2 separate regions of the Mus musculus genome follow, and region 2 is linked to region 1. A link is a loop called in an ENCODE intact Hi-C map of the cell type or tissue named here. Cell type or tissue: gastrocnemius. All regions are shown on one strand. Links, peaks and the distances in the headings refer to the core of each region. The heading gives the core; the rest is flanking DNA.

Region 1 (5,796 bases), core at 312-5,311:
CATCCATGTAAAGGAGCAAAATTAAAGAGGGGAACTGTTTCCTCACTGGCAAAAGAGCTTCTTGCACATAAAGTTGGCACATTGTAGGACTATTGGACATCCCCTGTGGTAAGACCTTCCATTGATACCTCTTATCAGGTTTAGCAGAATAAGCTCTCTGACCCGTTAACAAGTCAAAAGTCCAATCTCTCTGCTCTGGAGTTAAAGCAGCAGCGTTTGCTCGGGCCTGCGCCTGTGCCGCCTCCTGCCACAGAGCTCGCCATTCCACATATTTGGCCATACTAGGGAGAGCGGCTTTTGCAACCGTCTGCCAATCAGCAGGCGTTAGTGCCATACCAGCGAGCCTGTCTAACTGCGCCAAGGTAAAATTAGCATTGGTTCCGTATTTACGAACCGACTCGGCAATTTCCTTAATCTGTACGTATTCTACCGGAGCGTGGACACGCCCACCCTCGGCTCCTTCAAAGACTGGAAATGCCTGTTGTATTTTCTTTTGTTCCTCTCGGGGAATGAATGAGTCTGCGCACTGCCTCTCTGCGCACTGCCTCTCTGCGCACCTCTCTGCGCACTGCCTCTCTGCGCACCTCTCTGCGCACTGCCTCTCTGCGCACCTCTCTGCGCATTGCCCCTCTGCGCATTGCTGACGCACTACGCAGGGCGGGGGCTCCGCATAGGGCGGACCTTGAAACCGACTGCCGGGAGGTTGAACAGTACGCTGACTTTCGCCAGCCGCTTTTGGCTTTTTTCTTGACCAATTAGCTGGCTGGTAATGGGCTGCTTCTTCCTCCCAGTCTGTTTCCTCAGAGGAGGATTCTTCACTTGCTTCAGAGCTACTAAGAGCTGGCTTCCTGAGCTCATCTAGTGACGAGTATCTCCTAGAGACCTCCGCTAATCGATCTTTTTTCTTCTCCCTTTTTCCTCTTTTTCTTCTAATCTCTCTCCAGGTATTCCTACCTAACCTTAACTTTTCCTCGGGTTCAAGACCCTTGGAAAGGCCTGTATACTTATTTTGTGTACCATACTTCCTCTTTGTTCCTACTCTCTCTCCCCGCTTTACTTCTGATAGATTGTCCTGAATTTCCTCTAGAATTTTCAGCCCTATCTTAATCACTTGATAGCATGTGAAAAAGAACAAAAGGGCTCCTAACACCAGAAAAAATTCAAGGCCAAACATACTCACTGGTACTCTCGTTCCCCAGCTGAAAAGTTCTGAATTCATACAGTTGAATCCTTCTTAACAGTCTGCTTTACGGGAACCTTTATCACCGTCGTTCCCCAGCTGATGAGTTCTGAATTCGGCAGTTGAATCCTTCTCAACAGTCTGTGTTACGGGAACCTTTATAAACGTGATCCGCAGTTCTGGTTCTGAAATGAAGTATCCCTCCTGCGCCAGTCCGGAGTTTTTTCTCGTCCCGGATTTTCTCGTCCCGGAATTCGGCACCAATTGTTATTCGTCGCGTTCTCACGACCGGCCAGGAAGAACACAACAACCAGAATCTTCTACGGCAAAGCTTTATTGCTTACATCTTTTTGGGGCCAGAGTGTAAGAAGCAAGAGAGAGAAGCAAGAGAGAGAGAAAACGAAACCCCTTCTATTTTAAAGAGAACAACCATTGCCTAGGGCGCATCACTCCCTGATTGGCTGCAGCCCATGGCCGAGCTGACGTTCACGGGAAAAACAGAGTACAAGTAGTCGTAAATACCCTTGGCTCATGCGCAGATTATTTGTTTACCAACTTAGAACACAGGATGTCAGCGCCATCTTGTGACGGCGAATGTGGGGGCGGCTTCCCACAGGCCTCGAACTCAGAAATCTGCCTACCTCTGCCTCCTGAGTGCTGGGATTAAAAGCGTGTGCCATCCCTGCCCGGCTTCTTTTGTTTTTTTTTTTTAAGACAGGATTTCTCTATAGCCCTTTCCTTCCTGGAACTCGATCTGCAATCCAGGTTGGCCTTGAACTCAAATATCCACCTGCCTCTGCCTCCTGTGTCCTGGGATTAAAGGCATGTACCAGGCAAGATTTTCCTTCTGAATTTTGTGTGTATGTGCATGTGAGTGCAGTGCCTGTGGAGACCAGAAGAGGGAGGTGTCAGATTTCCCCTAGACCTAGAGTGACGTGTGGTGGCAAATTACCTGCTATGAATATTGGGAACTGAACTCAAGTCCTCTAGAAGAGAAGGTGTACTCTTAGCTGCTAGGCATCGCTCCAACTCTTGAGTGGTTTGAGACAAAGTCTCACTCTGTACAACAGGTTGGTGGCAAAAGAACTTACAATCCTTTTAGCCTCCACCACCCAAACGCTGAGATTACAGAAGTGTTCCAAGACACACCTTGGGCCTTTGGCCACTACTGCAACCTGTGCACAGAGTAGGAATGGGGGCCACAGAGAGAGGTGAATGGATATGTTCAACAGATAGGAGCCTGTCCTGACAGCAACCAGGATGCTGTGCAGCCTAGCCTAAACTCCTCCAAACCAAAGCGTGTCACCCTGGTTTGTGACTCCCTTGAGTCTGGGACCTCCACACATGTGAGGCCGCTCAAGGGGCAATCCCTACCTGCCTGCCTTTAAGGGGACTGCTGGCTCCTGGCTGCCATTGGCTCCCTTACCACCTGCCCCAAACTGCTGTACCGTGTGGTGCCCAGAAATCAGAGCTTCAAGAAGAACTATGCTGGCATCTTCCACTTTCAGGTAAAGGGAAGACCTGAAAGAGAAGGAGGGAGGGGTGGAAGGAAGGAAGGAGAAAGACAGGAAGAGAGGAAGGGAGGAAGGGAGGGGGAGAGAGATCATGTATGTACTTATTTTGACACTGTTTGGGAATACTTTTCAACTAACTTTCAGAGAAATATCTGCTTATGAAAGCTAATTTTTTTAAACTCTAAAGAAAATAATTAGCTGTTTGTGGCTCTCTTCCTGTTCTCTCTCTCTCTCTCTCTCTCTCTCTCTCTCTCTCTCTCTCTCTCTCTCTCTCTCTCTGTGTGTGTGTGTGTGTGTGTGTGTGGTCCATGTGCCTGCATCCACAAATGCGCATTAGGCACTCCTGTGTACATGAAAATCTCCACCATACAATTGGTATAACCTGGATGTTTAACCGATAACTGATCAGGGGAAAGACAGGAAGGGAGGATGGAGGTGTGGAAAATAGGGAGGTATTTTAAGATTTTAAGGCTTTTGTTGACTTTCCCTCGCCTGTTCTAAAGAATGACTGGGCCTTGGTCAAGATGGTTTCGTGGATGAGTGTACTTATCCCCAGGCCTGGCAACCTGAATTTGATCCCTGAAACTTGCATGGTGGAAGGAGAAAAATAACAGACAGATATCACACACACACACACACACACACACACTATACATATATACCTTTTTTAACAAAAGAATTCCAGTTTGAGTAATTGTTGCTGGTATGTTCTTGTCCTGACCACGAGGGGGCGCTCTAAGGACAGATCTCCTGTAAGCAGACAAATGTCCCCTTGCCACCCACAGCTTTGGCAGTTTGGGCACTGGTTGAACGTGGTCGTGGACGACCGGCTGCCCACTAGGAACAACAAGCTGGTATTCGTGCACGCCTCCCATCGCCAGGATTTCTGGAGCGCCCTGCTGGAGAAGGCCTACGCCAAGTGAGTTGCCCAGGCCAGGAACCAGGCTGGCCTTGAGCTGCCTGGCTTTGGCTGCCAAGGAAGGTGGGCTAGGACACTAACTGAACCAGGGGAGGAGACAGGCCACGATAAGGCATGCCTCATTTCCCTCACAATTCTGCCTGACTGTTCACCCCAACTGACATCTCCTAACAGCGCCCTATCTGCCTGCAGGCTGATCGGATCCTACGGAGCGCTGTCTGGAGGCAGCACTTTGGAGGGTTTGGAAGATTTCACAGGCGGCGTAGCACAGTGCATTCCGCTCCAGAAGCCCCCTGGCAACATGCTAAGGCTCCTCAAGAAAGCCCTGGAGAAGTCTTCCCTCATGGGCTGTTCCATTGAAGTAAGCCAAGCTGGGTCTTGTTGGATATTGTCGCTCCCCACCCCGACCCCAAGGCTCTTACCCCGCAACGACTCATCACTAGCTACCCCTTTCTTGAACTAATTTTTGTCTGCCTGTAGTGCAGAATGACTGTTCTCACCGGGCACAGCCTCCGAGTTGTTTCGACTTTCTCTTTCTGTGACCCCTTAGTAACTCATAATGCAAATTTTCATAGCTTGTCTTCTCAAGGGAGAAGGGAGAAGGTTCCAGAAAGGCAGTGACCTTTTTTTTTTTTTTTTTTTTTTTTGGCAGTGACCTTTATGGGATGCATTCACTATTGGACCCTGGGACTGTGGACGATACCCAGCATGCATTAGGCACTCAACAAATATTTGTTCAAATAAATAAATGTACCCAGAGTGCTTCCATGTAACCGCGGTTATGGGAGCGGGGTATTTATTTCAGGCAGAGTAGAACTTACTCTTCGCAAAGCCTGCACACAGATGCTTGCTTCTGCAGGCTGTACTCGTAATAGCAAAGAAAATCGGAGTTAGTTGCCTTTCTGCGGGTGACTCAATTAAGTTAAACCAATTGATTCTTTTTTCTTTCTTTCTTTTTTTTTGGTGGGGGGCTTGGGGGGTTCGAGACAGGGTTTCTCTGTATAGCCCTGGCTGTCCTGGAATTCACTTTGTAGACCAGAAATCCACCTGCCTCTGCCTCCCAAGTGCTGGGATTAAAGGTGTGCGCCACCACACCAGGCTAAACCAATTAATTCTTACATGCCATAGAGTACAGACAACGACAGCCCCTAACAATAGGGGCCTCTCTATGACCTTCTTGTAATGACAGCATTGTCCTGGAGTATTAATGATGGTCAGGGGAGGAAGGAGAGGATGAGGGGACCCTGGACACAAAGGCCCTTTAGAGATGCAAGCAGTAAAGAACCTGGCCCATAACTTTGGTGACAAATCCATGAAACTACATCTGTGATAAAGCTGCACAGCCAACTGCAAGTGACCAGGGACAAAGCTAGGAAGAAGGGGCTGGAGAGGTGGCTCCACGGTCTGCTTTTCCAGAGGACCAGGGTTCAATTCCCAGCACACATGGCAGCACACAGCTGTCTGTAACTCCAGTCCTAGGCGATCCAAACCTTCTTCTGGCCTCCATAGTGCGCAGACACACACAGCCAAAAACACTCACACACACACACACACACACACACACACACACACACACACACACACACACTTCATAAGCTAGAGGGAGATATGCAGGCTGCGTCAAAACCTGCATCCTGGTGCTTGCTTTGTTCTGTGAGCTTTTTGTTTTGTTTTGTCCTCTTACCTGTTTACTTAGGCTTTTGGTTTTGTTTGTTTGTTTGTTTGTTTGTTTGAGACAGGGTCTCACTATGTACTCCTGGCTGTCCTCAAACTCAGAGAAACTTGCCTACCTTCACCTCCCAAGTGCTCTAGGCTTACTCCTATACATTCAACTTATAGTACAGCATTGCAAAACATTGGAAATCCGAACTAGGGGAACAAAGGCTCTTCCTGTACTACTGCGGGTGAATCACCAATTGCTTCCGAATCTAATGTACAGGAGCTGAGGAGACGGCTCAGTAGGTGTTTCCTCTCCATGTGAGATCTAAATCTCAGCCGGGCAGTGGTGGCGCACGCCTTTAATCCCAGCACTTGGGAGGCAGAGGCAGGTGGATTTCTGAGTTCAAGGCACAGCCTGTTCTACAGAGTGAGTTCCAGGACAGCCAGGGCTATACAGAGAAACCCTGTCTCAAAAACAAACAAACAAACAAACAAACAAACAAACAAACATCTGAGTTCAAATC
Region 2 (5,796 bases), core at 578-5,577, 130 kb after region 1:
CTTGGCCTTCTGCAGGCCCCAGGCAGGTCACTGCATGGCACTCACTGAGAGGGACTCGGCAGAGACAGTGTCCACAATCAGAGGCCCCTCCGAGTGTCGTTTCAACAGCTCCTGGGATTTCTCTGTAGCCTGTGGGGCAGAGGGGCCAGTGATGGATGCTCCACTCTTGAGCTGAGACCTAAACAGCCCCTCCCTCTCTCCCTCCTTCCCTCCCTCCCCTGCTCTCTCTATAAATGCCATTAACTCTGAGGAGAGGTGGCGGGGGCTCTGCCTGGCATGGCCTGCTTTCTTGGGTCCCATCTGTGACCTTCTGTGACTGTCTTGGCTCTTCTATTCTGTCACAGGGCCCTACAACAGTTGCTGAAGGTGAGAGGAGGAAGACCAGATGGCGCAGATGGCCGGGGAGGGGACCAGGAACTAGCAGTCAAGGAGCAATTAAGGCTGAACAGCATTTGAATCAGGAGGCTGCCTAATGGGAACGGTGGCGGGTGGGGTGGTGGTGGTGGTGGAGGGGTAGGAGCTGTGGCCAGGCAGAGGTGGGGAGTGGCTTGGTGATAAGGGACATGGGAGCACACCAAGTAGGATCCTGCAGCTGACTTCTATCCCAGTTCTGGAAGCTTCCTAGGGTGAGCGAGGTGATGTCCACGAGTACTGGGCATGGCTGACTTCCTCTTACCTGGCCCTTCTCCAGTTTCCGGATGGCAGTGTTGGCACGGCGCTGTAGCATCTTCAGTGTGGTCTGCAGCTCCTGCCGTTGCCACTGAGGTATCACAGCAGACTCTGCTACCTATGGTCAGAGCCGTGTGTCACCCTTGCCCTTCTCCTGACTGACAGTGCCAGGGTGGACACCATACCTACCCTGAAGACAAACATCTAGGCCGGCTGGAAGGCTGGGAGGGACGGGAAGGGTCCAGGAAGGGACAGAGGAGGGGACACGGCCAGTGGAGGGTAGGGACTGGAGTGGTGAGGGTGGCCCCTGACCTCGGTGAGACGTCCTATGTCCTTAGATAGCCGGTGAGCTTCCGGCAGGTCTCGGCTGCCCTGACTTAGTCGCTCGCTGGCTGCTTCCACCTCCTGAGACAGGCTCTGGCCTACCTCTCGGGCCTATGGGAGGGGACAAGAATGTGAAGGCATACAGTCACCCTCCTAGGACAGGGTCTCACACCTCACTGCAGTCTGGGCAGTATTAGAAATGTTTGCCGGTTGGGGCCAGTCAAGGAACCAGGCCTAAATTAGCTGCTGCTAGCTGCCAGCAGATGCTACGTCCCAGCAGTGTGTGTTACCACTGGGCACTGCTGAGCCTGGGTGTCAGCTGTGTGTTCCCCTCACCCCTCCACCCCCAACCCCCCATTCAGAAGTCTCCAGGGCTTCTAGTATTCTAACCTGTTGGGCCTGCTCCCCAGTGATGGCCAGTAGGCGAGTGATGCCCTTGACCAGCTGCCGTTCCCCAATGATCACCAAGTCTCCCACGGCCCCGGTACTTAGCAGGTGCCTAGAGGAAGTCGGGGAAAGGGGTGATAAGGGAGAAGTCCGAGCCCAAAGCAAGGGATGGTGGCTGCCAAGGTTAAGGGAGGACGAGGATCCAGGGCTCAGGGGCAGGGTGACCCAAGAGTGACTCACGTCCCACAGCACAGCTCCACGGAGGTGTGCATTGCAGCCTGGGAGGCTGGCCCCAGTGCGTGGGCAACAGGAACCCCAACGGACACCACCCGGACGGGGTCTGGGTACACCTGAGAGGAAGGCGGGGCAAGGGCCGTCAGCTGCCTGCAACGGACAAGGGAAGCCTTCCGGGATTACCGTCTACGACTCACCTCATCCAGTGAGCGAAGGCCGGGGATGCGGGCAGTGTGTGCCAGGGGCACTTCCTCCATGAACACAGGCTTATCCTGCCCCACGACTTCCTGCACGTAGCTCTCTACTGTCCGTAGCTGCTCTGTGGTTAGTAGGGTCTGGGAGGGCGGGGACACAGAGCGATAGGCAGAGGTTTTGTAACTGCTTCTGCCCACAAGGTGAGGAGTAACTGGAGGTAAAAGTACCGTCCTGAATAGGGTGGCCTTGCTGAGGTGAGGGTCCAAGGAACAGTACCGTGGTACCAACCCATAGCCCCGGGTCCTCGACAATGGTCGATCCTAGTCTGTCTTGGAGCATGCCACTTCCCATAAAGTCCGTCTTTCTGTGTCCAGCTCACCTGGGTGGCCACGTCAAAGCGCAGCCGCTCGGGGTTGAGATGGGAGCCCCGCTGCTCGGTGGTCGGTCCGAGGGTCTGCCGAAGGGCCCAGCTCAGCAGGTGGGTGGCCGTGTGCTTCACCATGCATCCCATTCGCCAGGCCTAGAACGCTTTTGTTACCCAGGGTCCTGGGTGAGGGCCGGGGAGGGGAGGTGGAGGGGCTACAAGACATCAAGAGCGGCCGGAGTAGGCGCCTTACCTTATCTACATACAGCTGCACTTGATCCCCCACCTGTAGGCGCTCGGGAGCCATGGCCTCATGCAGGATAAAACCCCCACAGAGCTGAGCCCCAGCCACAGGGAACAACATGTCCTGGGGAGAAGAGGAGGTAGTCAGATGACTGCTTGTGGTCATGTCTCGCCACTGGTGTGGCCTCACATCTGCCTCCCACGGGAGCCATCCCGGGTGTCTGACACTCACCTGCTGCCCTGTACGGACAAGGTAGCCTCGGTCTGAAGCCTGACCCCCTTGTTCAGCGTAGAAGTTGGTTCTATCTAATAGGAGGCCACAGCGCTGGCCTGCTCCCACGGAGGCCACGGCTGTCCCAGTCTCTGAATACAGCTGTAACACCCGGGCCTCACAGAGGCCAAACTCTGCCAGAAGCAGAAGGATTTATCAGTGTTAGGGCCCCGGGGATGTGATGATGGGTTTGGGATGAGGCTTTAGAGGGTGAAGGAGAAGGCATTTCCAGATGAAGGAGGTAGTGACCCCTGCTGGATACTTTGGGCAATGCAAGAGGCTGGTAGCTATCATTTCTCTCCTTCCCAGTCAAGGTCAGGTAAGCTTGTGCCTACCAGCCTGGGTCTAGGTTCTCACCATAATCCCCGTTGGGGTGAAGAGTGTAGTTATACTTGGGGCTGTCATCAGTTGTGGGTATGCCTTGACGGTGCAGCTCCTCCAGTGCGTGGACATCAAGACACAATCGGTCCTCCTGATCTGCCTCTGCTTGCTGGGCCCGGTGCTGCAATACAATCGTGTGTGGGTGGCAGGGAGGTGTTGAGGGGGTGTCAGGTGCACAGAGAACTCCATGGGATAGGACTTGAGCCTTTGAAAGCCCTGTCTCTGTGGACCCTGCAGCTTGCGTGGAATGAGACCTAAGGGGGTTTGCTGGCCTCTAGAGAGCTATCTTAGGTGGCTAGTAAACTAGACAGGACAGGCGCCTCAGGGTCAGGTCTCTTTGCCCACAAGCACCCCTGGCCCTTTCTTCTCCTTCTGTTTGGTCACTGGGGCTGATGCTCCTCTCTACAGACCGAGCAGGGCCCGTGGTTCTGTCTCCTTACCTCTAAGGGCTGAGGGAGGAATGGCCGGGTCACTGCCGAGCCTGGCGGCCTGTACCTGAGCCTCCTTCTGGGCTAGCTGCTCCAGTCCTGCCGTGTCCAGCTTCACCCCCTTCTCCTCCAGCATCAGCTCCACCAGGTCCAGGGGAATCCCCAGATTCCCAGACAGCGACAATGACCAGGCCACTTCGGCTGAGGACACAGAGCAGAGGGTTGAGGGTGGGAGTGGCAGATCAAAGGGAAGAGAAGGAAGTAAGCCAGCTTAGGGTTTTTTTTCAGTCACACGAACCCCTCTAGTGTGTGAGGCGCCATCTTGAAACTTTGAAACTTCGGGTTCCAAGGTCAGATAAAGATGAGAACTCAATGCATTTTGGTGGTCTCGGTTTAAGCATGAAGCTGACTTTGGTAACAAGGGCTGGGTGGGTGGGTGGTTAGGAGAGGGGGTGGCAGGGCAGGGTTCCTGTGGTGCTCAGGTTTAAAGCAACTGGGAGAAACTTCCGGCAGAAGCTGGGGACTGGGGGCGGGGTGTGTGAGTCTGAAGTCCTTGGTAGGCCAAAAGCTCTGGGCCTCCGCTCACCCTGGCGAGCCTGAGAATCCCTTTGCTTTGGCCAGGCTCCCAACTCACCAGGGAACAAATCAGAAGGGCCCAGGCGCTTGACGGTGCGATCGATGATCCGCCGGCCCCGCTGCAGGGAGGCCAGGAAGGCTGCCTCATCCTCTGACACCAGGCTGGCTATCTGAACCGAGGCAGGGCAGGGAGTGGATCTGGGTTTCCTTGGAGACGACGGGCTTCTCCCTACAGCTCTCGGGCAGCCTCCCCACCCCCACCCACCCTCCCCACCTCAATCAATACCTTGACTGAGTTCTTCTCAAGTTCTGGATAAGCAGATCCCTGGGGGTGTGGGAGAGAAGAGATAAACAGCCCACCCTTCCTCCTTACCGGCATCAAGGGACACCCGCCCAGGGGGCTCAGATGCTTTGAGAACTGGGGAGGGACTCAAATAAGGAAGTGACTTCCCAGTGGGGCAGGCATATAAGTGGAAGGGAACCCTGAGGTCAAAGGTCCAGCACCCTGAATGAACGTCCTTCCAAGGTCTCCCTGCTTTTTGTGAGCAAGACCAGCTCTCTCAGCCTCCTTGACGGGGTGCAGGACTGGACAGTGAGGGTGGGACACAGCTGGGGCTCAGTGGTAGGCTCCCAAGGGCTCAGAAGGCCTGCAGAAAGGAGGAGGTTCTGTACTTACCAGTGTCTCTACCACCACTGGCACCAGGCTGCCTAGAAAGCCAGGAGGTGCCTGCAAGACCTCTGTGGAATAGCGCACAGCTCGGCGGAGAATCCGACGGAGAACTAGCCTGGAGGGTTTCAGAGCACAGACGTGACCGCCTAGCATCATCCAGCCAGCAATACGGGGAGTGGGGTGCTCGCCTATTCCCTCTGAGCTCTTGACCTGACTTCACCTCCCCATTTCCCCCCTCCCAGCCCTGCCCTTCCAGACTCACGGGGCACCTGACATCCCCGGGGAGACACCGTCAGCAATGCAGACACTGAGTGTGCGGATGTGATCGGCTACCACTCGGTACGCTGTGTCTATCCGTCCCTCATCTGCTGCCCCTACCCGGCCAGAGTAAGGGGGAGCCCCGCAGCTCTGTAAGGCAGGAGAGTAGCCACAGGTGTTGGGCCTGCCTGACCTGGCCCAGGTGCATGCTTGTTCACAGCCATAAAACTGACCACCACATCCTGTAGGAACGCCTGCTGCCCAAGAATGGACATCCTGTGAGAATTCTCTGCACTTGTGAGAAAACTCCCAGAAATCCTAGTTTCTTCAAAACACAAGAGCTGTTCTTGGAATGTGTTTTCATGCTCCTCCATGGGTAGTGGATAGGAGTGAGTTTACTTCAGCTGTTGCTATTCATACGCCTCTATAGAAAAAAATGTTTTTGTCACATGTGGGTTGTATACCTGTGACTGTACACCCCCTACTCTTGTAAGAAGGTGACTCGTTTTATCAATAAATTGTCTGATGCTCTGAATAAAGTTGGTTATTGCATGGGGCTTTAGTCTGCCTCATTTTTAGGTCCCACTCTCCCAGGTTCTCGCCAACAACCAGAGTAGTAAACAATGCCTAGAATGGTCTTCCCAGCACTGGGGAGGCAGAGGCAGAGGCAGAGGCAGGCAGATCTCTGAGTCTGAGACCAACCTAGTATACAGAGCAAATTCCAGGATGGCCAGAGTTATACAGAGAGGCCCTGTCTTGAAAAAAATGAAATACAAAAACCAACAAAACAAAAACA

What was found. A loop is a pair of places that touch in the nucleus more often than their neighbours do. Peaks named below come from ENCODE experiments on the same cell type or tissue, not always from the same donor. Only the 100,000 strongest peaks of a DNase experiment are listed, where the experiment ranks them.
Region 2: it touches region 1 in a loop (4-fold over the local background); 6 of 42 quality-filtered maps call a loop at or near these places.

What each region holds. Positions count from the first base shown.
Region 1 is chr17:45,640,646-45,646,441 of GRCm38, reverse strand. Capn11 (calpain 11) reads left to right here. Exons shown (of 22, transcript NM_001013767.2): 4 at 2,570-2,688; 5 at 3,480-3,613; 6 at 3,806-3,974. Among named protein-coding and RNA genes, the nearest start is that of Capn11, 16 kb to the left of the region's middle. In gastrocnemius, for the core only: a CTCF peak has its summit at 3,420 (motif pointing right); a DNase peak (open chromatin) is centred at 3,545; H3K27ac peaks cover 437 bases.
Region 2 is chr17:45,513,846-45,519,641 of GRCm38, reverse strand. Aars2 (alanyl-tRNA synthetase 2, mitochondrial) reads right to left here. Exons shown (of 22, transcript NM_198608.2): 6 at 5,005-5,150; 7 at 4,749-4,857; 8 at 4,359-4,397; 9 at 4,131-4,242; 10 at 3,564-3,697; 11 at 3,045-3,189; 12 at 2,649-2,821; 13 at 2,427-2,540; 14 at 2,189-2,329; 15 at 1,812-1,949; 16 at 1,621-1,730; 17 at 1,384-1,492; 18 at 982-1,104; 19 at 677-787; 1 more. Among named protein-coding and RNA genes, the nearest start is that of Tcte1, 6.7 kb to the left of the region's middle. In gastrocnemius, for the core only: a CTCF peak has its summit at 2,950 (motif pointing left); DNase peaks (open chromatin) are centred at 1,642, 2,340, 2,933, 4,154 and 2 more places.